Regions from separate parts of the Homo sapiens genome. Here region 1 is linked to region 2. The links are chromatin loops, found by intact Hi-C in ENCODE. Cell type or tissue: endothelial cell of umbilical vein. All regions are shown on one strand. Each heading gives the region's core, and the rest is flanking DNA. Links, peaks and the distances in the headings are about the cores only.

Region 1 (16,647 bases), core at 5,505-10,504, 110 kb after region 2:
TACCTACTGCAGGTCTTGTATTGAGACTATTTAAAGAACTATAATCCAACAGGAAAAATATGTTTTAAAATGCTTAATGGGCAGAAGATTTGAACAGATAGTTTACAAAAGGAGAAATATAAATGTCTAATAAATGAATGAAAATATGCTCAACATCCTGATCATCATGAAAATGTATATTTAAAGCACTACACACTGGATTATCTAAAATTGAAGACTGACATACCCAAGTACAGTGAGGATGTAAAGTTACAGAAACTTTCTTATGTTGTTGGTGAGAATGTAAAATGGAACAACCACTGTGGAAAACAGAATGACAGTTTCTCAGAAAGTTCAACATAAATTTCCCATATGGCCCAGCAATTCCACTCCTTAGTATTAATCCAGGAGAAATGAAAGGGTATGTCTACATAAGCATTTGTACATGAATATTCATACCAGCTTTATTCATAATAGCCAAAAACAATAAACAACCCAAATGTCTATCAACTGGAGAATGGATAAACAAATTACAGTATATTCATTCTATGGCATATTACTCAGAAATAATGTTGATTTACATTACATACAACAAAATGAGTGAATCTCAAAACTATTATGCCGACAAAAGAGTATATGCTGTCAGATTCCGTGAAAATCTAAAACAGGTAAAATTGATCAATAGTAACAGAAAACAACACAGAAATTGCCTGAGACCAAAGACAGCAAGGGTTTACTCCATAAGAGCACAAGGGAATTTTGGGGGTGATGAAGTATTCTGTGTTTTGACAGGGGTGGTTGTCACACGAGTGCAAACATTTATCAAAATTTATTAAACTGTATATTTAAGATGTGTTTATTTTATTGAATGTAAAGTATACCACAATATAACATTTTAAAGTAAAAAAAAATGATTTCACAGAAAGGTCAGTGTATATTTTACCATTCAAACTGGCATGCAACATTTTGAGATCACAGAATTTCCCGAAAGGACTATTGCCAGTTGGACTGTCTTTACTGTGATTATTTTTTCTTGAATAGAGCTATTCCTATGACAAATTGTATCCCCCAAAGATGGCACATGCTTTTCTACAATATTACCTTGATACTCCTCCCATCAAAAAGTAGGGTCAGTATCCATTTTCCTTATCTCTGAGTACACTGACTTGCTTAGAACCAACAGAATGCAACAGACGTAATACTACATGATTTCCAAGGCTGTTAGGAAAGTTGATGCCTCCCCCTAGTTCACTGGTGCACTAGCGCTGAAGCCCTGATTTATCATTTAACAGTCTACCTCCCCGAAGCCACCACGTTGTGAGGAAGCCCAAATTATCCCAAATGGAAAGATCACATGGAGATACCCTGAGACTACATGGAGAGAGAGAGAGAGATGCCAAGCCAGACCCAAGCTCCTATAGGTTCCTGCAGGAGACACACCCTTCCAGAACCACTCATCACAGCCCTTTACAACTTTCTAACCTACAAAAACTATGCAGTGATTTGATATGTAGTAAAAATAAATGGAACAACATCCCCAGCAACATCCTCAATAATACCATGCTTTATGCAGTGCTCAAAATTAATGGAAGGAGGAGGTGAAGGAGGAGGAGTAGAACCACTCCACTCCTTTGGGCATACCGCTTCTACACAGAAATCGACACACCTTCCTTTACTTCAAAGACTGACTAAATACATGCATTAAGTGACTCTCTGTTATCCTAGAAGAGTGGCATTAAATTATCCCCAGTGAGACAGCTTGGCCTTTTCATGGGGTGGGGAGGAGGTGGTGACAGATAAACTGTTAAACCCACAAGCATGATACACTCCTCTTTTTCTGTATCCTGGACTCACTCTGAGGCTTCTGGAAAAGGAATTTTACCAAAAGTGTATGGGCAAACCTAAGCTGAAGGACACTTCAGAAACACAGGCTTGTTTCTTTCTCAGTGAAGATTCATGATATACACTATGTAAGACATGGCACCAGACCAGAACTGGCCCAAACAAGGCTTTGAAAAATAATTCCTACTCAAAACACATCAATCTTGATGCATCAGCATTTTGACAAGACAAGATGAACTTCAGGGAGGCCTACCGACTGGCAGGCATAAGTCCCACCATGGCAGATAGTGGGCAAACTGCCTTTAACTCTGATCAAAATCCACCCATCCATGTCTGCTAGGCAGCAAGCATGAAATGACGAAATAAGTTGAAGCAAAGCAAAAATAGGGCCACAAAGAAGCATACACACTCACACACACACACACACACACACACACACACACACAGACACACACACACAGACCTTTCTCACTCACTAGTCAGGGAAAGAGTGCAAACAGAAACTAAGTATGTGCATGTGTTTAGTTTAAAGTGGGAGTTTATTTTCCAGTTTCCATGGGAAATAATTGAGCTAATATTATCTTCCCAAAGTAAATACCTTTATGCAAAACTCCCTCAAACTGATCCCAGGCCAAGATTCCTGCTGCAACCTCCTTTTGCCCTCTCACCTCCAAATTCTCACACTGTGGTCTAAAGCACAGAGGATTACTAACAGAGAGGCATGGCCTTGCTTCTTCCCCCAGCTCTTCTGAAAGTTGAATTGCAGAGTCTTTTGTATCCCTCTTGCCAGATCCTACTGCTTGAGATGGGAGATAAAATCTAATGGGAAACCAGAAATGTGAGGACCCCTGGAATCTGACTTTTTCAGTTCCTCTTGGCCATGGACACTTTATCCAGATCCTTACTGGGTCTTTTCTGGAATTATGTTAAGCCAAGAGGTCTGGAGTTTGTTTTTGCTTGTATTTCTGTGGAGCCCTGTGAGTTTTTGTGTCGCCGTGTTTTTAACAGTATTTGCCTATATATTGTCTGTTAGGTTCTGTTTGCTTGCCTCAGTAAAGGGCCATTATTAATATCCTACTCATCAACCACTCTCTCCTTCATCAACACCACCAATGACCTTTTACTATCATCTGCCTAATCTGAAAAGAACCAGATACTTCAAATGTCAATGTAATGATCACTATGTATTTTTTATCAACAAAGTCTACATTTTCTAGGCACTATCCTTTTGGGAGATGCAGTAAGCTCCTGACATTTTGAGGGGACAGGTCCAGAGACCTTCTCCAACCCCCAAATCTCAGACACAGGAATGTTTATACAGGCCTCTGGCTCTGAGACAAGAGGCCTGAATTTCCTTTGTATGTCATCACTCTAACCACATGCTGACCCAGATAAATGCATATAAATGGAGAAAACATGAGCAACTATAGACTCATACACATTTATTAAATTACTGAAGATAAGTATGAAGGGAGACCTTGAGAGGAATCTGAGATTTCTGCTCTTAACAGGAATTAAGCTCATGCATATTAAAGATCAGTTGTTGAAATCATTAGGCTAATTACAGAACCATTACTAAGAATTTTTATCATTACAAAGTGCATATTCTGTTTTTGCTCAGTGTAGTCACTGGAGATGAATTCTAGACTTACTACAAATCTGGAAGCCCTTATGTGTCATTAGAACATAAATGTCATAACACCATACATATCACCCAATGGATACACTTGCAAAGACTGAAAGTCGAATTGCAGTTGAAAGTATTTCAGAAAGTATTCAGAAGGTGATAAGGAAAAATTGTACTCAACCAAAATGTCCAACAAAGGCAAAGCAATAAGAAAAGACTTGTTCTTCTATTTCCTGAACTATAATGCAAATACTGAAATTATTAGCATGTAATCATTGCATTGTAGATGCCACTGACCCAAGGGCCCTGGGTTTGTTAGGGGCCATTACCCCATTCACTTGGCTCGAACCCTCATCCAGGAAATCATCCTGCTGGATAACTAGGCACACCCTGCTTGCAGGCACTGATTCTATGTGTTCATCTATTCAGCAAGTGTCCAGCATGTTGGTACTGGAATGCTAATCTCATGACCGAGCTTAGTCAAGAAATAGCCTTCTTAATATGATAGCCACCATCTACAATGATTTACTGACAATTTTTGGCTTAAAATCCCACCTCTACCACTGGTTGTGTAACTTTGGGAAAGACAATTAACCTGACTACTGTTTAGTTTCCTTATTTGCAAATAGAGATAACACCTCTCTTAAAAGTTATTATGAGGATAAAATAGCACTTTGGGAGGCTGAGGCAGGAAGATCACTTGAGCCCAGGAATTTGAGACCAGCCTGGGCAACATAGTGAGACCTCATCTCTACAAAAATAAAAATAAATCAGCTGGGCGTGGTGGCGCTTGCCTGTGGTTCCAGCTACTCAGGAGGCTGAGGTGGGAGGATTGCTTGAGACCAGGAGGTCAGGACTGCAGTGAGCTGTGAACATGTCACTGCACTCCAGCCTGGGCAACAGAGCAAGACTCTGTCTTTAAAAAATAATAATAAGATATGTAAAGTGTATGGCACAGAGGTAAGTCTCTATTGACAGGTATTATTGTTTGTCTTGTCACTTGAACGTAAAGCCGTTGTGTCTGCCTGTCATTCAACTATTCACAAGCATACAAGATTAAAGGCAATTTGCAAGCATAAGAAACACACTGTTTCTCTTCCTTAGATATTTATAATTCATGGTGGAGATTATAAGATCTCCTTTTCCAATGCAAAATTTCAACTAAGACCTTCTATGTGCTTCACATCTCCTTAAACCAGGGTCCTGAGATGTGCCACGTGTCATGTCATTACACATGGAGAAAGGAATATTTTTCAAAAACCAATTACATACTAGCCACTGTTTAAGGCATATATATACTCTTTCACATTGCTATACCCATTTTGAAAATGAAGAAACAGAGGCTTAAAATGCTTAAGTAACTTGCCCTGGATCCCAACAAAGTAAATGACAGAACAGGATTCGTATTTGGGCCAGTTCAACTCCAAAGACCATGCGTTTTTTGTTATGTTCAGCTGCCAAGTGTAGTTTCTTACCACAATGTCATGAACTATTGTTACAAGAAAATGAGACCGCTGTTTACTATCTGTTGTGGCCAGGTTTTAAATCGAGCCTGAGGATATAAAACTTATGACCTCTAAGTCTCAAATAAAAACCCACTTGAATTAAAACAAAACAAGGGAAAATGCCTTAGTAATAATATTTGAAAAATCTTCAGAATGTGAGATATCAATTGGCTTTGTTTAGTGGAATGTCCCTGCACAGAGATGGATGGACTTCGTGGGTGTCAGAGCCGTCAGTGGAATTCGTGGGTCTAGCGCGATATGTTCTCTCTTCCTGGTCATCAAGCCATAGTTCAAATTTGCCATGATTATCCCTTGCTATGGCTTGTAAACTTACATCCCAGCAAGATTACAAATTCTGACTAGGCTTAATTTTAAATGGAAGAAGAAATTAGTTTCATTCTTTCAGTATATGAGTCATGTAGGCGAAGAAAACTGTCCCTGGCAGTGTCTTTTCCAGTTCCACAATGCTCTGACAATGCACACTTCTCCAAAGAATCGCTACCCAAGGCTGAGCCCCAGAGGGTGCCACGTGTCAAGGGCTACGTCTTAACCCATCCCCTGGTGCAGCACTTGGCATGGAGGAGCTGTTCAATAAATATTGTTCAATGAACAAATGAATGAAATCCTGTCTGCCTTAAAAAGCAAGAAAACAATATCATTCCTTCCTGATTTCCTTATAGCAAGTCTGGCCTTTGTTTCTACCTAAACCTTCTGCCTACTAACAGACCCCTCCCAGCTCACAGGCCAAATGCAGTCTCAGGCTTTCATCTCTAAGGTCATGATACCTTCTATCCCACAGGTCTTGAGAGAATCAAATTGGATGAGGCTGTAGAAGCCTGGGAATCACAGCATATGCCCCACCCCCTTGAAAACGGGGCAGACGGAATGTGTCCAATTTTCATCCTTGGCAACATGTTGAGATCGCTTGAGGAGCTTTCAAAAACTAGAGACCCTAAGTCCCACTCCAGTTAAATCAGAATCTCTGGGGATAAGGTGAGCATTAATAGTATTTAAATGTCCCCCTAGTAATTTGAATGTGCAGCAAAGATTGAAGATCACAAGGCTGGAGGAAGCCAGGAAGTGGGCACATCAGCCCCACACAGGCAGGAAGAAGCATTTGCTGTGCTCCTTGATTGGGAGGGTAAGAAGACAGGAAGCCCAACATGTAACGGCAGCTGCTGCTGTTGGGCAAAATGCCCTTCCCAGCCCTGTAAGTCCTGGCTGCTGCCTTGGCTACCTCTACCACCTCCTTCCTACTTCTCTAAATGGTCCTGGAGCAGGCTGCAGTCTCATCCTGGATAGGGCAATGGGGACCTGCCCCAGGCACCCAATTCTTTTTAAACAGAACTAGCTTCCAGGTCATGATCTCCTTACAACTGAAGATTCCAAGTGACAAGACCTAAATGGGTACAGATGGACTGTGCATAAGCCCAAGGAGAGCACTGTAGAAAGGACTGCATGTCAGCAAGTCCTAAAGATAAGCTGGGAAAGGAAGAGTAGCCAGAGACCCAAAATGTCAGACCTGTTTATGTCTTCAATGTTAAGAGGGAGTCACAGATTCATCACATTGGGAGAAAATGCCTCATAGATCTAATATGGTGAAGGAAATACACAAGCACACACACACACACACACACACACACACACACACACAGACACACCCGATTTATTGGCTGAAGCCCCAAGTACATAGCCCAACTCTTATGCGTTGAGTGTCTGTGTTCGCCAAAAATTCCTATTTTGAAGCCCTAACCTCTCAGCACGGCTCTATTTGGACATGGGGCCTCCCTGGAAGTAAAGTTAAATAAGATCAAAAAGATGGGGCTCTGGTCACATAGGATTAATGTCCCTATAAGAAGAGATACTAGAGAGCTTGCTCACTGTCTCTCCTTCTCCACCATGTGAGGACACAAACAGAAGGTAGCCATCTGCAAGCCAGGAAGAGAACCCTTACCTGGAACCAGCTCCATATGACCTTGATCTGGGACTTTTGGCCTCCAGAACTGTAAAAAAATACATTTTTATTGTTTAAGTAACCCAGTCTGTCTTATTTTATCACAACAGTTCAAGCAGACTATGACACCAACCTTAGACAAATCACAACATCTTTGAGCCTGAGTTTCTTCATCAATAAGAGAAAGATAAATCCTACCTGTTCATAAACATCAAATGAGATCACGTATGTTTAAGGGTTTTGCAAACAATAGAGTATTAAGTAGGCATTAAATCATTCATTAATCTCTACCTCTGTGCTCTCATACTTTAATCCCTCTGCTAGCTGAGCATTTACCACATTGTATTAGATTGAATTGTTTATATGTCTCTTCTGTCAGGTTTTAAATCCTTATGGCCAGGCGCCAAGTCTCTTTCATCTTTGTAGCCCCATGTCAAAACACACAGTCACTGCTCAAGAAAGGCTTATTGAACAATCCCAAGGTAGCACTGGATATGCTTTCTCTGTGTCCCATAACATCCTCCCATATACTTTGATCACTTAGCATCAGGTATTAGAGTTATTAGCTTTTGTGTTTTTCCTACTGTCCTGTAAGCTCCCAAATGGTAGAGACTGCTTGTTATCATTACTATATCCCTAGCAACTAGTACAGAGCTTGGTACCTGGTAGGAACTTAATGAATGTTGATGAAAAGAAGGGAAATGATTCCTTTCCTGAGGAATTTGCATTGTTGAATTTCATTGTTCAAAGCTGTCCTGTATTTGATTCATCATTTCCAACGGAACAAACTGAAGCTCTCCATTTTACCAAGTCTTTTTTCAAATGGCTCCTAAAAGGTCCTAGCTCTTTTATCCTATTATAGCTGGCAAAGTATCTGAATGCATCATTTTATTGTGCAAGTCAATATCATCCCCCAGAGAACCAAGACTGGTCATTTACGCCAACAGTAGTTGCTATGCAACCACTCTCCAAGCCTTGGTTGAAAGATCCAGAGCCGAGGCAGTGATTTTTCCCACCTGGAAAGGACTAGAATTTCTAAGGGAAAAAACACACCATTATGCAGAGTCACTTAATCTTTTTACAAAAGAAAATTTGACCACATCAAAAAAGCATATTTTCTAGATTTCCTAGACTATGCATATATAGCCTTTATATAAATAGACATGTATATTTAGCCACTGGAACCCAAACGCACATATACTACATATACACTAATATAATTTATAAATATTTGTATATTTATAAATATGTAGATATGTTTATTAAAGAGTAAACACTCTTTTTATTCCAAAGATGTTCCACGAGAATTAACCATTTTATTTCTTTTAACAGAAGTAAACTTGTAAAATGAATTTCTATTTTCTCATGGCAAAAACTTTTTTTTCGGAAAATAAGGGGAAATTTAAAGAAGAAAATAGAGAAGCCTGTGTCAAATAGCTTAGATCAAACCACTGTTAGCATTTGCTATGTAGCCTTCCAGATGTTTATATATAAGAATATTTACATATTTAAAGTACAAAAATGGGAACATATTATATCCAAAGTTTGGATACCTCCTTTCTTTAAAACTTAGCATGCCATGAATGAGAACACATGGCCACAGGAAGGGGAACATCACACTCTGGGGACTGTTGTGGGGTGCGGGGAAGGGGGAGGGATAGCACTGGGAGATATACCTAATGCTAAATGACGAATTAATGGGTGCAGCACACCAGCATGGCACATGTATACATATGTAACTAACCAACACATTGTGCACATGTACCCTAAAACTTAAAGTATAATAATAAAAAAAAACCTTAGCATGCCATGGATGTCTTTCCAAGTCAACATATAGTCATATCATCTTAAAGGCTGCATTGCATGCCATTGCTTAAATATATCATAATGTATTTAATTATTTTCCTGTTGTGTCCATTTTTTCACCATTATAAATAATAAGCATCTTCATGTACACTTCTTTGAAAACTCATCTGATAGTTTCAGTAAGATTAATTCATGCATCACGTCAAAGATTATGCACTTATTTGAAGCCTTTTAGAACACTGACAAGTAAATAATCTAATATTAAGCATTTGTTCCAAAAAGCTAGATTTTCGGTCAATACAGATTTAGTCAAATTTTGACATAATTTAAAATTTTTTAAAAAAAGAATTTAGGCCGGGTGCGGTGGCTCAAGCCTGTAATCACAGCCCTTTGGGAGGCCAAGGTGGGCGGATCACCTGAGGTTAGGAGTTCGAGACCAGCCTGGCCAACATGGCAAAACCCCGTCTTTACTAAAAAAAAAAAAAAAAAAAAGATACAAAAATTAGCAGGGCGTGGTGGTGCGCATCTGTAGTCCCAGCTACACGGGAGGATGAGGCAGAAGAATCGCTTGAACCCAGGAGGTGGAGGTTGCAGTGAACTGGGATTGCACCATTGCACTCCAGACTGGGTAACAACAGTGAGACTCCATCACAAAAAAAAAAAAAAAAACAGAATCCAAGGTTTGTGAGGACACATTATAACAGAATAATTTGAAGTTTCTCCTCTTGTTTTGCCGTATAATCATTCATTCTATACCCTGCTACCGTTTGCCACACAAACCAAGTTGTCTTTCTTGGCTCCCTGTACTTCCTGCCTTCACTTCTCATAGCTCCTCCCCCTTAGCCTTTCCTGTTATCAGCAACATTTTAAAATTGACTACTGATGACTCCACCCAGGCTCACAGCTAAGCCTGAGGAATAGCTTCAGAATTTCCATGTGGGATCTGGGGTGGGTTCATGATTTATACCCATATGAAAGCTGGATGTCCCCAAAACATTCAATTGGAAGTATATTGACAGCTGCCTTTCAAAAGATGTGTTAATTTCTGTTAAAATTTACTTATTCATTATGGAAAGCAGTTAAGATCAGTTTCCACCACTTGCAACCTCGTCTGGTTCTTCAAAGTCAACATACACTCTTTTGCCATGGTAATCGTCCTAAATATGCAACTTTGATCTTTTTTTTTTTTCTTTTTGGAGACAGGGTCTTGCTGTATTGCCCAGGTTGGAGTGCAGTGGTGTGTTCATGGCTCCCTGCAGCCTCAAACTCCTGGGCACAATCAACTCTCTCTCACTTCAACCTCCTGAGTACTTGGGACTACAGGTGCGCCACCATACCCGGCTAAATTTTTTTGTATTTTGTAGAGATGGGCTGGATTTCAGATCCTATTCAAAACACTAAGCCTTCCAACACATATAAAACCCAAGCTCCTAGGAATGACATTCAAGGTCCCTCCAATCTCACCCCAAACCAATCGCATTCCTATACCAGGCTATCTGCCATTCCGTGAATACATATTTCTACTTCATACATTTGCCCATACTGCTCCTATTTCCCTGCCTTTTCCACTTTCCAGCACATTTTTAACTTGCCCCAAAAGCCATCCATTCTTCAAAATTTCTTTCTTATGTCCCTTCCTTTTAGAAACCTTCTCCAATTCCTGCAAAGTAGAATCTCTTCAAGGAACCAGAATTGAGAAATACCCAGAGTATCCAGGACCAGGTGGCAGAGGTCTGGGTCCACATTAGCTAATAGCATCTGAAAGTTCACTGCTTTGGAAATGATAAGCAGTAGTCTACTGCATTAAAGTCATTCTCAGTCAGACATGGTGGTGTGCGCCTGTAGTCCCAGTCACTTGTGAGGCCAAGGCGGGAGGGTAGCTTGAGCCTAGGAGTTGGAGACCAGCCTGGGCAACATAACAAGACCTCATCGCTTTGAAAAAAAAAAAAAAAAAAAAAAAGTCAAACAACAGAAACTAATAATGTCAAATGAAATGAAATTAAGCAAGAGAGAGGATATTAAGACTACAGGAGTATTTCTCAACCCCTTCTATCTCCTGATAACCACCAACAGTGCCTGACCAAAAAAGTAGGGGCAAAGTGTTAACCCCCCAGGTGGTGCCAGAACCCTCACTTCCATGCACTTCCCAGATCCCCTCCCTATTCCTTCACTCCCTCTCAATCCTGAGAAGCTGAATATACAAAGGGACAATGGCTAGAATATATACATAAATAAAACCGTAGGCCGGCGCAGTGGCTCACGCCTGTAATCCCAGCACTTTGGAAGGCCGAGGCAGGTGGATCACGAGGTCAGGAGTTCAAGATCAGCCTGGCCAAGATGGTAAAACCCCACGTCTACTAAAAATACAAAAATTAGCCGGGCAAGGTGACAGGAGCTTGTAATCCCAGCTACTCGGGAGGCTGAGACAGAAGAATCCCTTCAACCAGGGTGGCAGAGGTTGCAGTGAGCCGAGATCGAGCCACTGCACTCCAGCCTGGGCAACAGAGTGGGACTGTGTCTCAAAAAGCAACCACAACAACAACAACAAAACTGTAACCCATAACCTGCAGCAACCAGTGCAGGAAGCCAACCTACTCTTTGTAGTAACCAGTCCAGAAAGCCAGACAATAATCCCTATAGCAATTGATCCAAAAGGGCCAGGACTCGACACTTGATACTCACTGCTTCCCTCATTTTTGTTCCCACTTCCAATTTAGGACCAGCTGGAGAAAACCAAATAAGCACCCTTAACTAATCACATGGGATGCCCACTTCAGTTAGCCCACCTGTAACTTCCCCATGCTAATAGCCTCATCAAGGTGTACTTAAGGTCTTCGCCTTGTTCTACCATGAAACTTTCCTGCTCCTCTGCCTGCCTTGGAGTCTCTGCCAAATATGAGTGATGGTGACTGACTCCCTCATGAGAGCGAGTTATGTGTAAGTAGCCTTTGCTTGTTCTAATTTGAGGGGTCTTCATTTATTTTCACAATCCTAACCTAAGCCCTGGAGCTGAAAGGTGACTCAAAAAAAGTGTTCTAATAAACACATTTAATGATTTTGATTCAACTTGCAGTAAGTGGATCATTGTGACCAAAACTCAGTCCTTTTTCATTTGAAATGTTAAAGCACAGGAAGTTAGTGTAGCAACCCAGAGAGTCCTAGATTAGAAAAGCCTGGGCCCCCTAACTGGAAAGGCAAGTCCCCTCTGGCTCTGCCATTAACTTGCTTTATAATTTCAGGCATAAGATCTTAACGTCTCTATGTTTTACTGTCTTATATATATATAATGGAGATAAATCCTATGTTTGCTCACAGGCTTGGTATAAGAATAAGATAGAACTAGGCACCATGGCTCACATGTATGACCTCAACACTGTGGGAGGTCAAGGCAGGAGGATTACTTGAGCTGAAGAGTTTGAGACTAGCCTGGACAACATAGCAAGACCCTCAACTCTACAAAAAGTAAATAGCCAAGCACAGTGGCATGCACCTGTAGACCCAACTACTAAGGAGGATTGCCTGAGCTTAGGAGTTCGAGGCGGCAGAGAGCTATGATCATGTCGCAGCCCTCTAGCCTGGTCAAGAGTGAGACCTTGTCAAAAAAAAAAAAAAAAAAAGCGAGAGTAAGAGTACAATATTCAACTATGCTTTAAAATGGTTCCTAATTGTGAAAACATAAGATGTTATCTCAGAAACATGCAGCCTTTCTTCCAACACCCCTTGGTGCCTCAGACATGGAAGAGATCAAATAGGGATAAAGGAGGCAAAAAAAGATTGGCTCCAGGTACATTAGCCGGATGCAGTGAGCAAGCACGAGCTGCCCAGCCACTGGAGCTAGTTCCTGGTCATGTTATTCTATGCTTTCAAACTCCCACACACACTCCATCCTCCGCCAAAATACATAAACCTCTTTGAATTACACTCCTTCTCTTATAGGAGCAATTGACTACAGTTGGATGTGATATGCCTTTGTTTGTTTTAATTTACGGATAACCAGGAATGCTACCCTGCCTCTTTTTTTCAAACACCCACCATCCCATCAGAGGTCCTCTTCTGGGGTCTTAGTTTTCTGGTAATTTTTTTTTTTTTTTTTTTTACTAAGAATAGTTGTGGTTAGAGGCAGCTCCAAGCACAGCCCCCAGTCGTAAGGCTCATTAAGAACATTCTCCAACGTTCAGACTACAGCAGTAAATCACCAGCTCCAAGAAGGGGAGGCAGGGCGTGGATGGCAACTAGAGATCCTTCAGCTGGCGTCCAGGAAGGAAGGCTGCCTGGGTCTCATTCCAGGATGACAGCCCTTATAAAGGTGAAAGGTTTGAGGGATATAAGAAGGAAAATACTGAGACCTATAAACACACTTTTCATCTCTCAGCCAACACCTGTTATTTTGCAAACTTTGTAAGCGGTCTAAGGAAAGAACCAGCTCTGCTCAAAGATTTCTCAGAAAAGCATTTCAGCTTAGCATTTGTTACTTAAAATCCCCAAGAACGACTTCTGTCACACCCACCTCCCATTAGAAGGTAGCTTTTGACTGAAGTAACCCCAAGAAGGACAAGTTACAGGCTAACATCTCAACCCTAAATACAAAACGGAACCACTTTTGTTTTTCCTGACTTCAGTATCAATAGAAGTCTATACTTCCAGGACTGGCATTTTCCAAAGTTGTTAATATACAGATACCCAAAATCAAGAGAATGAGAGTGTGTGAGTTTGGGGAAAGTTGACAGATTCCTTCTCTTGGTCAGAGTGCATATTAGCATGCTAAAGTTTCTGAGAAGTCCTGCATTGAAGAAACAGGTTTATGTAAAATACAGCATTTTCCAAATTTGCTTTACCACAGAACCCTTTTTTTGTTCCTAACGCCTATTAATATTCTGCAGAAAACATTGCCCCCAGAAAAGAAAAGCCTGCATTTGGCCATTTCGATTTTGTTTGGTTTGAAGATAAAGGCAAATTTGCCTCCAAAGAAAATCTTCTCAGTGCATGAGTCCTCACTAGAGTGATGCTGACATTTCCGTGAACCCCAGGCCCTGGATCAGGAACAAGTGTTGGTTACTCTCAATGACTCTCCTTGCCCCCACCTCCCACCTTCTACCACCTCTCAGTTCTCTTCTGCCACATCTCCCCAGTGAAGACCAGCTGATAGCTTCACAGAGCCCATGTGGCACAGAGTAAAACAATTTAAATGGATACCAGCCAAAGAAATCTGTGAAGCAGATGATAATGTCAAATATACATTCAGAGCATTTTTATGTGGTTCTTAAATGGAAAGAAGGATTTCTCTTCCTTCAATCCTTCCGTTCATAATTTTTAACAAATGGGCTTCTTGGAATATGCAAATTTAGGGATGGAAGGAAAAGATCCATATATGGAACTCAAGTTTTAATTAAAGAGAGCATCCACAAAAATAAAAGCTCCAGGTCATTTGCAAGACCCAGCTGAGGAATGATTTTCTGTCTATCCATGGAAAACTATTCACAATGTATTGTTGCATGAAAAAGCAAGTTCCAAAACCATATACACAGAGTGATTCATTTTGTAAATGCAATTGACTCAATGTTTGTTGAAAGATAAATATGCATTAAAAGGAGACTCTAAGAATTTATATCAAATTGACAGTGATGATCTCTGAGCGAAAGTGTTTTCTTTTCTCATATAAAATGACATTTTATATTTTCTCATATAAAAGTTAAAATGAAAATTTTAACTTTTCTCATATAAAATGATATTTTACAATAAAAAATAATATTTTGGAAATGTTCTAGTCTACCACTTGTGTTATCTGCAGAGAAATATCCAAGGATGGAGGAAGCACTTTTCCTCATGAAGAGGAAGGATCATGAGGCCAGACTGTGTGGACAGTGAGTAGCCAAGAGCAGGACAACGTCCTCCACAGCACTTAGTGCAGGCTTTTGCACACAGCAGGCATCAAGCACTTGCCATAAGACAAGCTAAACTATAAGGTAACAGCAGCAAGTCATGATTCTAAATACTGGGGACAACCAGTACATTCAAAGTGAGAGTAGCCAATAAGTATAGAGAGGTTACAAATAAGATCCCAGATCCAAATAGTCAATACAAAACCACCCCCAGCCCTGACATCCTCCTCCACCCATACCCACACACCTACTTATTAGCTGGAAGTCCAGTACCTTTTTGAATTTCCTTTTCCCAACCAGTTCAAAGAATTTTCAGGGCTGTAACCCAAATGTCCACCAATTGGTGGGTCTTTGGATCAATTCCCCTAGAAGTCATAAAGAAAGGTGGAGATTGTCACATATACGATATGGTCTCCACCTGCCTTCTGCCTCCCTGCCCTGTTGACCATTTTTACTCCATCACCCACAGGCCACTAACCCCTCCAGGCCAAGTAGTCTCCTCTAAGCTATGTAGCTCGGCTGCTCTCCATCTCTAGCCAGTTGGACAACACCTGCTGCCTCTCATCAGAACTCTTGCAGAAGAGCCTGCCACAGCAGAGCTGCTGAACCCCTCTGGTTCTCTCCTCTGTACAAAGCCCCGTTCCCCATAGAGTGGATAGAGTGGGCAGGCATTGCAGAGCTGGGAAGGGGGCCTGGTGGTTGTGCAAGGGGATTTGGGGACTAAAGGCCATGTTGGGTTGATAAGCACAGCCTCACGTCCTATCTGAACTCTAATATTTAGCCCCTGCTGCTCAGTTCGGCTCAACCTGCCAAAATTCTTCCTCACAAAAAGAGATTTTTTTTCTAAATAAATGTTTTGTCTCTGTCTTCATTCTGGCTTCCTTTAGACCCACCCACCACCCCCCCACCCCCCCGCCACCGCCCGCCGCCCCGCAAGTACCTCAGAAAGTGCAGTACATATTAAAATTACAAAAATGGACAGAGTTCTCTTGTTTTTCCCACAAGACTCTTGGGCTCCAAGCAAAGCAGAAAATTTGGTTAAGTCTCATTCCCTGATAGTTGAGATGTTAAGAAAAATTCAGTTGCAAAAAAAAAACCCCAAAATAATCCGATTTTAAAATGAGCAAATGATCTGAATAGACATTTCTCAAAAGAAGACATACGAATACCCAACAGATATATATGAGCAAATGCTCAACATCACTACTCACAGGAGAAGGCAAATCAAAACCACAATGAGATGTCATCTCATTGCAGTTAAAATAGCTATTAAGAAAAAGACAGAAAATAACAAGTGCTGGCAAGGATGTAGAGAAAGGGAATGCTCGTACATGATTGGTGGGATTGCAAATTAGCACAGCCATTACGGAACATGGTACAAAGGTTCCTCAAGAAATTAAAAACAGGTCTACCATATTTTCCAGCCATCCCACTGCCAGGTATCTATCCAAAAGAAAGGAGATCAAGATATGGAAGACATATCTGCCTTCTATGTTTATTGCAGCACTATTCACAATAGCTAAGAAACAAAACCAACCTGTGTCCATCAATGAATAAATGGATAAATAAAACATGGTATATGTATACAATTGAATATTATTCAGCCACCTAAAAAAGAATGAACTCCTGTCATTTGCAATAACATGGATAGAACTGAAGGTCATTATGTTAAGTAAAATAAGGCAGGCACAGAAAGACAAATATCAGGTGTTTTCACTCATACGTTAAAGCTAAAAAAAAGTTGATCTCATGGAGGTAGGGAGTAGAATGATAAATACCAGGGGCTGGGAAGGGTAGGAGAGAGGGTGAGATGAAAACAGGTTAGTTAATAGGTACAAAAATACAATTAAATAAAAGGAATATGTTCTAGAGCTCGATAGCACAGTAGGGTGACTATTATTGTGTATTTTGAAATAGCTAGAAGATTTGGAGTGTCCCTAGCACAAAGAAATAGTAAATGTTCGAGGTGACAAATATCCTAATCACCCTGACTTGGTCATTACACATGGTATATATGTATCAAAATATCATATGTACCCCCATAAATATGTATAA
Region 2 (16,647 bases), core at 6,663-11,662:
TGCCTCAGCTGCTGCTAACAGTGTTCTGGCGTTTGATACATTTGCTGATTGGCATTGTAATTCAGTACTGGCTGAGGTTATGAGAAATGAGTGTCCTTCTCAGCCATAGACTTTTTTAGAAGTTGCCAACCAGTGACAAACCATTATTAATTATTTGCTTGTCAACTTGATAAGTTATTGAAAAGTAAAATGACTGTGTGAATATCCTGTTACTGATCATTGAAAGTTTCTGATGGACAGTCCCGGCACTCACCCTTGGTCTGTTTCAGTCACAAGCCTTCTTACACATTTTTCTGTTTGCTCATCCATGCTGGATCTGTTCTGAGGCAGACACGTTGCTATGACCAACGCAGCCAGCAATGACACATTCTCCCTCATGCCTGGCCACAGCCCCTGGTAACTGTCAGCCTTGCAGATATGACTGACAAGAGTAGAAAGTAAAATCTGTGGGAAAAAATATGAAATCAGGTTCCAGTTCTCACTCCCTCATTACGTAAAAATGATACCATGTTTAGTGAGTGTTGTGTGGTGAATCTCACATGATCCTGAGACAGAAGGGGCTTTACCAGGAGAGAAGTGATTTTTCTGACAGATACATGAGCCTCGGTAATGGTGCCATTCAGCACTGAAAGGCAAACTTAAGTTCCCTTTGCCAAATTCACACTGCACATCAAAGCTACAGGGAAGGGTCAGTCCTTTTCAACAACTGCAACGTAACTAAAGCCGCTTCGTTTGCAGGAGTTCATAAAAACTAGATTATCCCAGATCCATTTTCTTAAACCAAGAACAAAACAACCTCAGTAGTAGAAAATGTCAGCTCTCACATGTCCACTGATCTTTGCCTCATCATCTAAGACTTTTTAGATTTTGTGTTGAAATACAGCTTCCCCTACCAACAGGTCTGCCCAATCATTTTTAGCCCAACTTTATAGTTAAGAGTTCAAAGTACAATATTCTTGCTTTCATGTATAAGCATTTATTTGATCACATGGGATTTACCACGTTTATTGTCAAACAATTGATCTTTTCTTCTTAAATTCCTCTAGGATTTCCATCTAGTTGATGTGGTTTTCATGTTTCTAACAGAAACAGCAAATAAGAACACAAGAGAGAAATGTTTGTATCTTGTTGAAATGTGGAGTATTCAGGGTTATCACTAAAAGGCATTTGAGACATGACCACACAGAAAAGAGAATCCAGGGAACTGTTTGGGAAGACAAATCACATTAAGGGTGTTTATTTGGATTTCTAAAATTTCCCTTTCTCTGGTTTTATTTACATTTCATTAATATGAAGTGATTCAACCTGAGTAACATTTTGTCCTACATAGCTTACTGATTTGACTTTTGCAAGCAGCCGGACACCAAGAGTGGCCCTAAACAAGTTCTTGGTTGATGCAAAGCTCCACACGTATTGAATCAGATAACTGTAAATGAAAATTGCCCTTTAAATGTAATCTCTCAAAATCACTAGAGTTCATTTCCCCTAGAGAAGCAGATAGCTTACGCACATTCCCTTAGGAAGGGGATCAAGTTTGTTACCTATAAAACTAAGAAGGCAGAACTGCTGTCAAGGGCAGGAGTTGAACTGTACAGTTTTAATTCCTAAACTGGACCCAATTCAATGGGCTTTGGTCTTGATCTTTTCCAATTTATGTTAACTAAGTCCTAATTAAGCAGAGTTCATTTTAAAGAAGTCAGATGCCAAGTCTTGTCTTTTCTACCTAGACTTTCAATATTGCAGAGCTTTTTCTTAATTAAGGTGAAGAATTCCTTTTGGCTTTCACAGGCAGAATTTTCCACTTGTTCCATTTAGAGTGCCAGTTGGCTTTCACGCTCTGCAACCATGTGCCTCTGGCACAGCTGGAAAATTTATGAACTTCTGTGGGATTAAAAAGGTGCTATATCCTTGGGAAACGTTCCTAATAACCTGAATTCCTATTTCTTCTCACCAGTGATCAATCTTTTCCAAGTAATAACTAGCAAGTGAGCAGTAAAGGCAGGGAACAATGAGATGTCAGCAGCAATGTTCCCAGAGAGATGTCCTCTCTCCCTAACCCCAGAGCTTGAATCCAACAAAGACTGATATGGGCAGTCTTTAGCCAGAGCTCTGGCTCCTATTTTGGTACCCAGGGGCAACTTGCAGATAAAGGAGAGATGGATCCTAGGCTGCCCTTATGGCTGCCTAGAATGTGATGGCTCAGTAGGAATGGCATCCCTTAAAGATTGCTAGGCACCAGAGCTAGAAGCAGAAGACCCAGTTCTAGATCCTCTTCTCCCACTGTATAATTATGAGACCTTGAAACAGCTCTCAGAATACTTCTCCAAGCCTTGGTTGTCTCACCTGTAAATAGAATATGACTAGACCACTGCTTCTCAAACTAAATGTGTAATGAAGGAACACATTTTTCCTTTCTTCCCCCCACCCCAATCTATTGTAGACTGTGTTTTTGTGAAATACAATAAAAAAATGAATTACCAGAAGAATGATGTTTGGAAGGTGCAGCAATGTCAAATTTCTATAAGAATTCTAAATGCTTACCCATACTTTCTGTACTTATCTGGCCAAAAAAAGGTAACAGTGTCTGGGCCAGCAGCAGTGCAAGGACCACACTTCGCAGAGCAATCAATCAGATGATATCTTAGGCACCTCCTGGCTCTCATAGTTTCCACTTCCTGTAGCCTGCCTGCCTCTCCACTAGATTTGCCCAAGCACCCAAATGCTAAGCTTGGTGACAAGACCAAAATTATGCTTCCGGGGTGACTTTGTCTGTTAGAGCTTCTTTTACAACATACTGTAAATTGGGTTACCTATAAACAACAAATATATTTCTCACAGTTCTAGAGGCTGAGAAGTCCAAGATCAGGATGCCAGAGGATTTGCCATCTGATGAGGGGCTTCTTCCTAGTTCACAGATGGCCGTCATCTCACTGTGTTCTCACATGGTGGAAGAAGTGAGGGCTCTCTAATTCCATTCAAGAGGGTTTCACCTTCATGCCCTAATCACCTCCAAGGGCTCCAAATACCATCATATTGGGGGTGAGAATTTTAATCTGTAAATTTGGGGTTGGGGTGGTGACACAAATATTCGGTCTGTAGTATGAAGTTGTCAACAAAGATCAAAATAACCCCTTGAACAACTAATAGTATTTCTATATCTGTGTTTCTTTCCCTATCAACCTCCCTGAACCATGATCTAGAATCCGAGCTCCACCACTTGGTATCAGGGGGCCAAAAGCAAGTTACTTAACTTCTCTGTGCCTCAGTTTTTTCATCTCTAAAATGAGAATAACATCTTCTTCATAGGGGTACTTTTGTTAAGTGTTTATTTTGATATAGTTTCAAACTTAGAGCTAGATTAGTACAAAGAAATCCTATTTCCTCATTTTTATTCTTTAATTTTTTTTTTGGAGACAGGGTCTCACTCTGTTGCCCAGGTTGGAGAGTGGTGGTACGATCTTGGCTCACTGAAGCCTCGACATTTGGGGCTCAAGCAATCCTCCCACCTCAGCATCCAGAGTAGCTGGGACCACAGGCACATGCCACCACATCCAGCTAATTTTTGTATTTTTTGTAGAGTTGGGCTTTCACCATTTGTCCAGACTAGTCTCAAACTTCCAGGCTCAAGTGACCCACCTGCGCATCACCTTCCCAAAGTGTTGGGATTGCAGGTGCGAGCCAATGCACCCAGCCCTATTTATTCTTTATTCACATTCCTCCTGTGTAGCATTTTCCCCACTTGCTTTCTCCTTCTCTTTCTTTCCCTCTCTCTGTTTTTTAAATTTTTTTTCTGAATGATTTGAGAGTAACTTGCATCCACCATGCTTATAGAATTGTTTTGAGGATTAAAGGAATTAATACATGGAAAATACTCAAAATGGTGCCTGGCTCACATAGTAAGCTCTCATAAAATAGTTCTCATGCTTGATTTTCAAAGGCCTTTCCAGACATGCAAAAGGAACCTCAAACTCTAGTGACTTGGGGGCCACTCCATGTGAAACCTCCAACAAACTGGAGGTCCACCCCTATGGCTTTGCCTTTCTCAGAGATTTATAGCTGATTCACTTATTTTCCAATGTGTTGGATTTGACCAACTTAAAACATATTTTCCATGCCATATGTAGCTAGCCTTGAACACTGGTATTAAATGTATCTGCTCTAAATTACTATATGTTATTAAATCCAAAGAACTCTGGGATTTTTCCTCCTTTTTTTGCAAAACTGCTATACTACTGTTAACATGGTATTAAATTGATCAGTAATGACTAGGAGGCCAAATCCTCACTGTGTTCTTTGGGAAAATGATAGGAACTCTGATTTCTAAGAAATTCAAGTATGACCTTAGAACAAAACTCCCCTAAGCAGCTCAAATGTCTCCTATCTCTGTTACCCAAAATGTCTCTGTCTCTGATTCAGAAACAAAATGCTGATTTACACAATGCCCCATCTAACCCTTGTGTTGGTTTAACTTTAAGCTGAACCAGAACTTTCGTCTCTCACATTCACCCTGGGTTCCTCTGCTTCCTCATTTCCTGCCTCATCCAGATCCTGCTGTGCTGAATTGAATTAAGTGTAGAAAAAATACTGATTCAGCTTCATCTTCATGTGCCCAGATTCAGCTGCAGAAAAGGACAGAAACACTACTTGGTCCACAGCAATTTTTAAAATCATTCCATGTGAGTCATATACCAAAAAGAAATCAAATCATGGAGGCATCTGGTGTCCAGAAAAGCCCACTTTTTTCTATGGCCAGAGTCTAGAAGGTCGGGTGACTCGCCCAGGGGACACGTTGCTCTTCATAGAACATTGGAACAAGGCCCATATGTCTTCCAGGCCCTCTTGCTCAAAATTACCATGTGATCAAAACAAATCCTATCGTTGTCCCAGCAGGGTTCATTGGTCTTATGAATTTGGGGACAGACAGTGCCTGGGGGAGGAAAAGGAAGCAAAGTAGATGCTTCTTCCATTCCAAGATGAATCACATATGTACAATTAGACCCAGTTTAGTTTCACATTACCCTTTCCTGGAGGAAACTATGAATATGGGACCCCCACATATATTCACAGCCCACACTGAATGCTCTGTTCCCTAGAAAACCTATAATCTATACTATACGACTTGATATTTGGTTAAGACATTTTTGCAGGACGTGTGTATCTGGTTCCCAGGACTAAGCTATCCAGTCCTAGAGAGCCAAGGTCATTGTGTTATACTTCTTAGTACCCTTCAGAGCAATCGCACAGTGTGCAACATACATAGTAGGTACAAAATGTATTTCTCTGGATTGGCTGATGTTTTATTTAAAAAAATGGGAATATTGACTGGGCATAGTGGCTCACGCCTGTAATCCTAGCAGTTTGGGAGGCCAAGGTGGGCAGATCACCTGAGGTCAAGGGTTTGAGACCAGCCTGGCCAACATGGTAAAACCCATCTCTACTAAAAATACAAAAATTAACCAGGCATGGTGGCTCATGCCTGTAAGCCCAGCTACTTGGGAGGCTGAGGCAGGAGAATTGCTTGAACCTGGGAGGTGGAAGTTGCAGTGAGCCAAGATTGTGCCACTGTACCCTAGCCTGTTTGAAAGAGCAAGACTCCGTCAAAAAAAAAAAAAAAAAAGGAAAAAATCAGTCATCCCACCCATCCCCACTGGCTAGTGGCAGATGTGCCTGCTCCTTGGCTGCAACATGGATATGCTTCCCTCCCAAAAAGAAACCAGTATCTCTGCTGCTGTCATAGACTCAGACACCTGCAGGGACAGTTCCCACTCACTGCATTCCACAAACCACTTGGTCTATACATTTTTCTACTATCACCATCTTCTTCCCAAAGAATTCAGATTGTTTACAGAGATGAGAAGACACACTGATACTCACCTGATTTATTTAAAAATCTAATGGATAGTTCCTTCAAAAGTTAAACATAGAGTTACCATTTATACTGCAATTTCTCTTCCAGGCATATACCCAGGAGAATGGAAAAACATATGCTCACACAAAAACCTGTGCATGAATAATTGTAGCAGCATTACTCATAAGAGCCAAAAAGTAGAAACAAGCCCAATGTCCATCAGCTGATGAATGGATAAACAAAATAGGGTCTATCCATATGATGGAATATTATTTGGCCATAAAAAGGAATAAAATATTGATACACGTGACAACATGGATGAACCTCAAAAACATTATTCTATGTCAATTAAGCCAAACACAAAATACCAATATTAGATAATTCCATTTACATGAAACTCCAGAATAGGCAAACCCATAGAGATAGAAAGTAGATTCATGTTGCCAGGGTTTGGGGGAAAATGACTGTTAATGAGTACAGGCTTTCCTTTTGGGGTGATGGAAAGGATATTCTGGAAAGAGAGTGATGGTTGCACATATCTACGAAAATACTAAAAACCACTGAATTGTACATTTTAACAGATGAAGTTTATGGTATGTGAATTATATGCCAATTTTTAAAAATTGATTAAGAAATAAAATAGGACACAAAACTTAAAGAACATTAAAAACTACGTTGTGAATTAAAATGAATCCCAGGGCCAATGCTGGCCTGTTGATTTTAGTGTTGCCAGAGCTGGACTTGCCTTTCTTTCTCTTTGTTTCACTCACATTTGGAACTGCAAACATAGGCTTTTCTAAAACACATTGTGTGCCTTTGCAGCTCACATCCAATGCCCAAATCGGGTCCGTCACCCAGGCTATTGGGCCTACTCTCAAGTGGGTTTTGATCTGGCCCTAATTCTATAGACAGTGTGAGCCTCGGGGATCTGGCTTCACCATTTCCACATTGTGAGTGGTGATCGTTTCTGTCAAAAATAATCATCTGTCTTTCATTGTAGTGCAGATGATACCCAAATGTTACCCTCATCCATCAAACTGTCAGGTTAATTGTTTATAAAACATCCGGAGCTGGTTGTCACAGAACATCAGCAAACTCAGACCAAATAAAACAGAATGCTCTGGTTGGATACAACCCCTGTGTGAAGCAGAGCCCTGATGACATTTATGGGAAACAAAGATTCACAAACACCTTCCTTAATCCAACGACCATCAGAAACCTAGGGGTGATGTTACCGTCCTGAGACACTGAGCAAAACTGCCCTCGAATAGCTTAGTTTTTCTCTTCCTAGAATGTTTTTCGATCATTTGAAAACTACTTCCAGTCCTAAAAGACTGAAGACAGGTAAAGTTTATGGTATGTGAATTATATATCAATGTTGGCTTTAAATTCAGCTTTTAATTTGGCTTTGTTGGCTTTAAATTTCTGCCATGGTCCAGCATGAAGATGGACAATGCAGTTTCCCTGCCTGCCTTTGCTGCAATCATGACTCTCAGACAAATATAAAAAGAATACTCATATATTTTATTTAACTTACTAATTAATAAGGTAAACAGTAAGATGTTAGGACTCATTTTTTAAAAAAATTTTGAGAATCTGGGTATCTATTTAAAAAAAATAACTGGTCCATGTCTTACCAGGCAAGAAACTTTTCAGGGATGATTCTTCCATGAGACAGAAATTTTTTGCAGCTTCTTTTGGAAAAAATCCACAAGTTAATCTTGTCTGCATAGTTTTAAAATAGGCAACCCATGGAAAATTAAACCTAGTACTTCACTGAAGAACACTCAGGACTCTCTTTTGGCTGTTTTGAAGTTTCTAGTAACTTCCTGAGAGGCCACTGCTGCCAGAACTAGGAACCAACTCAGGGAGGCTTGTGGGAACTAAGTCTTTACCACCTAGTGCTAAAAAATAAACGGAACGGTTTTTCGAAAAATACACAAAATTATCCTCAAAGCAGACGTGCAAAGGCCACTATCTCCCTCCTTCCCACAGCCCTCGGACACTCTGTGATCCAATTTCTTTACCTTAAATGTAACCCACTGTTGTTTAATGGGAAGAAGAAAGAGGAAAACAAACCTGCTAAGAAAGTGGACCAGACAAATCCAACTCAAGAATCCCCGCCCTACAAGTGTGCAGAATGAAAATACTCAAAGAGGTCTTCAACTATTTGGATGCCATGACTTCTTGAAACAGACAAATGCAATTTTGAGAGTAGTTTGAATGATTTTAGAACCTAGCAGGAATATTTGTCATAAGATAAAAAAGGCATCAACTCATTTCCCCTCCTGCCACCTCCATTCCCTGCTCTCCACCAGAGCTCCTCAAAGCTCAGGAAAGGAAGGCAAACAACAAAAAGAAACAACAACAACAAAATCAAGTTTCTAAAATTCTATTATTTATGGAAGGTAAAACTAATGACACAGCATAGTTGGGGTTTCTTACAGAATCAGTGTGCATTGCATAAGACTATTTTAAATTATGTCCTGACATGGTGGCTCATACCTGTAATCCCAGCACTTTGGGAGGCCGAGGTGGCTGGATCACTTGAGGTCAGCAGTTCGAGAACAGCCCGGCCAACATAGTGAAACCCCATCTCTACTAAAAATACAAAAGTTAGCTGGTTGTGATGGCGCATGCCTGTAATCCCAGGTACTCAGGAGGCTGAGGCAGGAGAATCACTTGAACCCGGGAGGTGGAGGTTGCAGTGAGCTGAGATCGTACCACTGCACTCCAGCCTGGGTTACAAAGTGAGACTCTGTCTCAAAAAAATAAAAAAGACTTTTAAATTATAATGAAATTTTATAGCTGTTGAATTTCTATTTTATAAATATATCTACTCTAAAGTAAAATTGTTTCTCTATAACACCTACAGGTCATATGTATGATTGTTAGGTTTATTTGCTGCTTAGTCCTTGATCAGAAATGCAACTCCCAAATATAATATAGTAGGCCCCCTTACCCATAGTTTCAGTTACCTGAGGTCAATTGTGGTCCAAAAATATTAAACGGAAAATTCCAGAAATAAATAATTCATGAATTTTAAATGGCATGCTGCTGTGAGTAGCTTGATGAAATCTCCAGCCTTCCTGCTCCGTCCCACCAAGGATGTGAATCATCCCTTTGTTCAGGGGATCCGTGCTGTCTGCCTCCCCACCCATTAGTCACTTTGTAGCCATCTAGATTATCAGATCAACTGTCACTGTACTGCAGTGCTTGTCTTGAGGAACCCTTATTTTACTCAATAATGGCCCCAAAGCACAAGAGTGATTATGGTAGCATACTGTTATAATTGTTGTATTTTATTAGTTTTTCATCTCTGTGCCTAATTTATAAATTAAACTTTATCATAGGTAGGTATGTATAGGAAAAAAACATAGCATATACAGGGTTGGGTACTATCCATGTTTCAAGCATTCACAGGGGGTCTTGGAATGTATCCCCCAGAGATGAGGGGGGACTACTGTATTCCTCATGTAGTATTTTTGTGAGACTATTCTTTTTGTGTTTTAGCATGAGGTTATCAGGAACTTGTCACTCCTGCATGGGCTCAGTTACATGGGGGAAAAATAATCCCAGAATTTCACTGGCCTCAAACAACAAAGCTATATTGCTCATTCATGCTACATGATCACCTCGGGTTGACAGGGACTCTACTTCCCTGGCCCTTACTCAGGGATTCAGGCCAATGCAGTAGCCACTATCACAAGCCTTTCTGGATATAACATCAGAAAGAAAGAAAGAAAGTGTGACTCATAGCACACTCATGCATAAAGTTTTCACCCAGGACTGACACCTGACACTTTCTCTCACGTTTCATTGGCCAAAGCAAGCCATGTGGCCATGCCTAATCTCAAAGAGGCAGGAAATGCAATCCTGAAGAAGAGAGATAAAATTCGTAACTAACACTAGTGACCACCAAAATTTGTTTTGGAAAATAGAGCCTCCTGTTTTTAAACAAGTTTTATTCTTTTAGCTACATTAAATTACCTATTAACCAGCCACATCTTGACGGTGTTAGAATTCTAAGGATGGATTTTAATCTATTAATTTAAACTTCCATTCATCTGAAACATCAACCAAATACAGATTTTTTGTGTGTGCCCTTTGTTTTAGGCAAAATGCCATAAAAATTAATAAGACAAAATCCTACAAACAGATCCCAGGTTGGGTAATTTGGTCTTGTGCCAGAAGGCACAGCTTTCTTTTCTGGAAAGGACCCAGGTTTGGGATTGGCTATAGTTCCTCTTTCCATAAAGTCTGAATCTGTCAACCTCCACAGCATAGAGGATTCATTTGTCACACCTGGCATGCATCTGAGGAATGAATTAACACTGGTGTTTTAAGGAAATTTCATTTTAGCAAATTTTGGTTAGCAGGTGATTTTGTGGTTTCAACTTTATTTCCATATAATTAATTTCCTACAGCCAGCTTAGAGTTGCTGAATCCAGACTTCAAAGCATAAAATCCCCCCGACATGGCATGGTTAGGTGCAGGTGGAACAAAAGTAGCCACTGCCAAGGATCTCAGGAGGTCAGAGGCCAGGTTCAAGGCCTTTGTGGAATGTGTACAGCAAGTGTCAGCTCGACAAGAGTCCAATAAGGAAAGAATGGTTCAGAGTCCACTCTGGCAAAAAACTGAAAATAATCTCCTCTAATCAAAAGGTCTTGAAAGAAGGTTACAGGAGCACTTGCTGTCAAATAATACAAAAAGCAAAAGTAAGCAGGTCGTATAATTCTAAGACGTGGATAGATGTAGAAAGCAAATACTTTCTACATAATAAAACTATTAACCAGATTAGGTTATTTCATTGCAGTTTCTGGATCTTTCAGTAACGTAATTGGCTCCTTCGTGTGTCAATGAGGATCCTGGCAGGAAAGAAACAGCACATTCAGCTGGGATTTTGAAGGACATTTTTAGTGGTGGGATCCTTCACAGAGGTGTGGCCAGGATTAAGGGAACCACGGCGGGTGTTGAGGAACCCAAAAACTACCAGCGGCAAGAAGCCACTACTATCACTAGGCCTAAAGAGGCAGGGGACAGGAAATAATATTATCAGAGCTTGGTAAGAGCAGCCACCATAGAAGAAGAAAGCCCTCCAGACTCTGTGACCATAGAGGAACATGGCTGCTCTTAAGACAGTGCCAGGGCAAGGGGGTGTGACAACAAGTGGCCATGTGACCTTCCTCCACTAGCCAAATCCAACTGCAAACCAAAGTGCAAGGGATCTTGGCAATAGAGTCCAGTGAGGCCAGTCTCTTGGGGCACAGAGCAGAGGAGGACAGAGAATGCATTGGGCTGGCTTACCACTTCACCTAATTAAAAGATGCCATCTGTAACTGTGTAAATGTTTTCTCTTTTCTCCTCTATTTTGTCAGGCTAGTTATGTTCTGTTTACTTTTTCCTAAGTACTCCCCCTCAGAGATTTCAATTCTCTTTACTTTCATTGCTGAATCCAAATAAACTCAATAGTAAGATAAGCTTCTTTCTCTTTGTTCTCTAAGGATATTACAAATTTATTACATATTTAATAACATCCCATATACAGCCAAGAAGGGAGCGATCTTAATTTATTTTTATGGTTTTATTTTATTTTATATTTTAATTTTGTTTTGAGACAAGGTTTCGCTCTATCACCCAGGCTGGAGTACAGTGGTGTGATCGTGGCTCACTGCAGCCTCAAACTCCCAGACTCAAGAGATCCTCCCACCTCAGCCTCCTGAGTAGCTGGGACTACAGGCACAAGCCACCATGCCTGGCTAATTTTTTTTAATTTTTTGTAGAGACAGGGATTCACCATGTTGCTGAAGCTGGTCTGGAACTCCTAGGCTCAAGCGACCCACCCATGTCAGCCTCCCAAAGTGCTGGTATTACAGGCTGGAGCCACTATGCTCAGCTATGGCTTTATTTTTTAGAGCAGTTTTAGGTTTACAGCAAAACTGAGCAGAAAGCACAGACAGTCCACATATACTCCCTGCCCCCACACATGCACAGCCTATCAAAACCCTACACCAGAGTGGTACATTTATTACAACTGATAGACCTGCATCAATTATCACCCAAAGCCCATAATTTTCACTGGGGTTCACTCTTGGTATTGTACAGTTTGTGGGTTTTGAAAAATTTATAATTACTTGTATCCATCATTATAGCATCATACAGAGAAGTTTCACTGCTTTAAACAACCTCTGTGCACACATTCATCCAGATTTTAATTTGTAAACATTATGTTAAAAATCCCAAGAGATTGTATCCTGAACTTTAAAGAATTCTGGTATGTTCCTGGTACAGAAACAAAATAAAGAATAATATAGTAAATTATTGCCTAAAATTATTGGAAAATGGAATGACATAGTTAGGAACATTGCTATAGACAGAATAACTAATCTACCAATTTTCAAAGACTTAAAATATATTTGTAACCAGCATGTCAAACAACACAGTTGGTGATATATCAAAACACAACTTTAAATATATCCTCAGTGGGGATGATTTTCCTCAGTACCTGAAAGAAAGCGCTGGCTTTTCTGGTCATTTTAAGTCACAAAAGGCAAGCTCAATTCACAAGCAGAAATTGGCTAGCCCCAAATATTAATATCTAAACTGAAGTTAGAGCAAAATCTTCTTTCCTTCCTCATCTGGGAGCTGCTTTAAGCAGACCACTTGTAGAAGGGCCCAGGGGTGTGGTTGCCACCTACTCACTTCCTCTTTGTTTCTTCTTTGCTGACCAGAGCCTCAGCCCCTCTGAGAGTGGTATGAGGGATGAAGGAAGGGAAAGAGGGCCAAGGGAAGTCTTCTTTGCTTATGGCTTTGCTCTTTTTGGGCCTGATACATGTTACAATCCATCATTTCTCTCATGGGTGCCTCTAAGAGCTCATCAGAGGCTCCTCTGCTGGGCTTCCTTGACATGAGTGACATGTTCTGTCCCCCTCGCTGCTGTTTCCCACTCTGTACTGGTTATTGAGTTGTCCACTCTACACAGACTCTTACCGTTAAAGCTTCCTCATTCCCCAGGGTGTCCTTTTGGATAGGAATTTGTATTCGTTAGCTATGGCTGGATAACAAATTACCATACTATTAATACTTAAGGCTTAAAACAATCAGCCAGGCCCAGTGGCTCATCCCTGTAATCCCAACACTTTGGAAGGCCAAGGCAGGAGGATCTCTTGAGGCTGGGAGTTTGAGACCAGCCTGGGCAACAGATCAGGGTCTCATTTCTAGTACTATATTTTAAAAAAATTAAAATTAGCTGGGTATGGTGGTACATGCCTATAGTCCCAGCTACTCAGTAGGCTGAGGTGGGAGGATCACTTGAGCCTGGGAGATCAAGGCTATAGTGAGCCATGATTGTGCCACTGCACTCCAGTTTGAGTGACAGGGCAAGACCATGTCTCAATAAACAAATAAATTAATTAATTAAATAAAACAATCCACACTTATTATCTCACAGTTTCTATAGGCCAAGAATCTAGGCCTGGCTTAGATACGTCCTCCGCTTCAGGGTCTCTTACAAAGCTGGGGCCACAGTCATCACAAGGCTGAACTGAAAAGGAGCTGCTTCCCAGTTCACTCACATAGTTGATATCAGGATTCAGCTCCTCACAGACTTCTGGACAGAGGGCCTTAGCTCCTCCTGGCTTTTGGCTGGAGGTCACCCTCAGTTCTTTGCCAGGTAGTCCTCTCCAACATGGCAGCTTGCTTCACCAAAGCATGCAAGCTGAGAAGGGAATAGAGTGCCCAGCAAGACAGAAATCACAGTCTTTTGTAACCTAACCATGAAAGAGACATCCCATCACTTTTATCATATTCTCTTGATTAGAAAGAAGCCACTAGGTCCAGCGTACACTCCAAGGGAGGAGATTGCACAAGGGCATGAATAACAGAAGACAGGAATCATGGTAGGCCATTTTTGAAAGCTGCCTATCACAGACTTAAAACAGTTTGGACTCATCTCTCTCTACATCTGGTCCACAGGAAACATTTGTGTTTACCGCCTACTGACAAATGCTGAGACAAAGTGACCACCTCCTTCTAGCTGCCACTGGCCTCCTTAGCTTTCCCAGGCACCAGTCCCTGACCCCTCCAACTGCAGTTCCCTGCAAGGGAGTATACAGAAAACTTGCCAAATGACCTCGTGAAATTCCCTCTCCTGCAACCTGACATTAGAAGACAGCCCCTCCACACCCCTCTTTTCCTGTAGGGAAGAGAGGTGGAAACTCACAGACAGCCATAATTCTCTCCCCAGAAAATCAGCTGATAATGTCCCCGCGTGTCTCCTCTTTCTTTACACTTTTATATTCTCAAAGTAAATTAAGCACTCAAGAGTTTCAAAGTTATGAAACTGTTCTTTGAGCATTCCTTTTGTAAAGTCTGCATATGACAATCTGTTTCACACCCACTTTGGTGTCTAATGTCTATCATATTGTTGCCTCACTTGAAATTGAGAGATGAAAAGACCCATTTTAGCATTTTCTACACGTTTAAAATAATCTTTTGATTACCCAGAAGGCTGTCACTAATTTATAGTATTTATCATTTTGATCATCCATTTTCATTTTCCTGGGAAAAACTGCATAGGAACCCAGTTTATGAAGAAATCAGTTTCACAATAAAATCATAGCTGTGAATGAATCACATAAAATCTATTAAAGTACACTAACATATCTTTCTGTTAATGCATTGATATAATTTTTAAGCTTTGTTTTGAAATGAGAACATCACCTTTTCTTTTTCTGATTTTCTCATTAGGCAGATTCTATAACAAAATCTCCTTGTCGAGAAAGAAAGGGATAGTGTGGAGTGACATACATATACCAGAGACAGGGGATTTTTGTCCAAGCTCATTTATACTAATGTCTGTAGTACACCCTTTGAAAGCACCTACTAAACCCATTTTATTTTCTAACTATTTTGGTTAGTTTCCAAGAATACTATTTCCTCTAACTTAAAATGCTCCATTATCAGTAGACTTGGATGTTTAATTTTGAAGTTCTAAGAGCCAGATTCTTGTTGTGTGTAACTGAGGAAGACATTCCTAGGAGAACATTATCCTGGTCCACAGAGTGACCGTATTTCATTTATTATTTCCAAGTCCTTTATCATCAATGTCATTAGGTTTGGCCAGAGACAAGGAGGTTAGAATTCCCCACCACCACCACGAGTATGAAACAAACTTAAAACGATGAAATATGCATTCTCTGGTTGTGAAGTAATGAGTTCCTGAGATGGAATAACCCAAGAAGTAGGTGTAGAGCAGACATCATCTAATCCAAAACTTGCAACCTGCTAATAGAGAACTAGAACAAAATACCAAAATGAGAGATCTGAATGAGAGGTCAAAAAATCAACATAAAAATTCCAAGAGACATAATCCCTAAAGCCTCAGTAAGACAAAGAAAGCAGCAGACAGGAGAGATCATTTCTCCAGGCAAGGGCATCCCAGACGCTACTCAAAGTAAGAGGCACCTGAAACTGTGAAGAAGGATCCACAGAAGTTCATTCCTCTCTGAAGGCTTCTCTGATGGCCCAGAAAGACATAGGTGTCCTCCTGTTGAGGATCTCCACAGAACTTATACTGAATTCCCCTATACCACTTTTCACAGTCAGAGGGAAGGCTTGTTCATGGGTCTTCCAATTTCTACTTTAAACAGCATAGCTTGAGGCCAAGGATGCCATGTTTCCATCTGTATATCTGCTACTTAATGCGTAGTGAATGTTCAACAACCACTTCTTAATGCGTATAAACGTTCAACAAGCATTTTTTGAATAAATAAGTGAATAAACAAATTGAAAATGAGGTAGTGGATAGTCCAAACAGCAAAGATCAAAGAGAAACTAGGTGAGAGGAGAGAAGTTTTAGTCAGTGCCCTCAGGGAGCAAAAGCCCATGGGTCTTTGGTTTCTACCCAACCACGGCCGCCAGCCTGGCATCTATTGCTCAAGTGTTTCTGCTCTAGCAACCTCAAAACTTAACTTCCTCCCCTGCTCTCAAGATCTAGACTTCTGCACATTCACCCTCCTTTTGCACGTGTTCAGTTGCCTGGCTCTTAATCTCATCTCCTCTATTTCCTCTCACCTCTTCTTTCTCAGATCAACACTCAAATACTCTTTATTCCCGAAACCTGATGTCTGAATCCCCCCCAACTCCCACATTTAGAACACTGCAACAGACTTCTTTCTTTCCCTACCAATACTCCTGTTATTCAGGAGCTCTTCTGTCCCTAGAACAAATAATCACCTACAGATGACAGGGCAAATTATCTTAGATGAGAAAGTCTGTCTTGAATATATTAGAGAAAGTGTTTCCACCAAAAGCAACTATAGGATGTGAATTACATAGTTGAATTTTTAAACTTCCCATTGGTCTTAAGAATTTGGGGGGTCTGCGAAGAAGAGTAAGGAGGAGGGGAGGGTTAGGAGAAGGGAATGAAGAGGAAGAAAAAGATGAAGGAGAAAGAAGAGATGGTAGAGGAGAAAGAAAAGGAGAAGAAACACTGCCTTGTTATGATAGGCAGCATAACTCTCTTCCCCAGAAACAACTCACAGAAAAGAGCCTAATTGCTCGATTCATTGGCTACTTCTCAGTCTGTAACTTACTTGTTACCCACCCCTTCCTGCAAGTCTCTTTCCTCGGCCTCCATGACATCTCTGGTTCTGACTGATTCTCAGTCATCTTTATGGTCCCCTCTTTCTAGCCACAGCCCTTATGTTTATTGTTCCTCAAGGTCCTCTTCTATGTGCTTTGCTATTCTCCCATCAACCCTTGGTTTCAGCCACTAGTGGGATGATGCTGATGATTTC

Evidence for each region. A loop is a pair of places that touch in the nucleus more often than their neighbours do. Peaks named below come from ENCODE experiments on the same cell type or tissue, not always from the same donor. Only the 100,000 strongest peaks of a DNase experiment are listed, where the experiment ranks them.
Region 1: a loop joins it to region 2, with 5 times the contacts of the local background. A loop is called at or near these places in 2 of 110 quality-filtered maps.

The regions. Positions count from the first base shown.
Region 1 is chr2:37,446,134-37,462,780 of GRCh38, reverse strand. No RefSeq gene overlaps it. Among named protein-coding and RNA genes, the nearest start is that of LINC03063, 110 kb to the left of the region's middle. In endothelial cell of umbilical vein, for the core only: no CTCF peak of the experiment used is centred there; a DNase peak (open chromatin) is centred at 7,520; H3K27ac peaks cover 3,649 bases.
Region 2 is chr2:37,554,799-37,571,445 of GRCh38, reverse strand. LINC03063 (long intergenic non-protein coding RNA 3063) reads right to left here and starts at 8,960. Exons shown (of 2, transcript NR_187223.1): 1 at 8,827-8,960. RefSeq lists enhancers at 199-258, 359-668, 12,608-12,657 and cis regulatory regions at 8,817-9,175, 9,333-9,929. In endothelial cell of umbilical vein, for the core only: no CTCF peak of the experiment used is centred there; DNase peaks (open chromatin) are centred at 8,985 and 9,635; H3K27ac peaks cover 2,629 bases.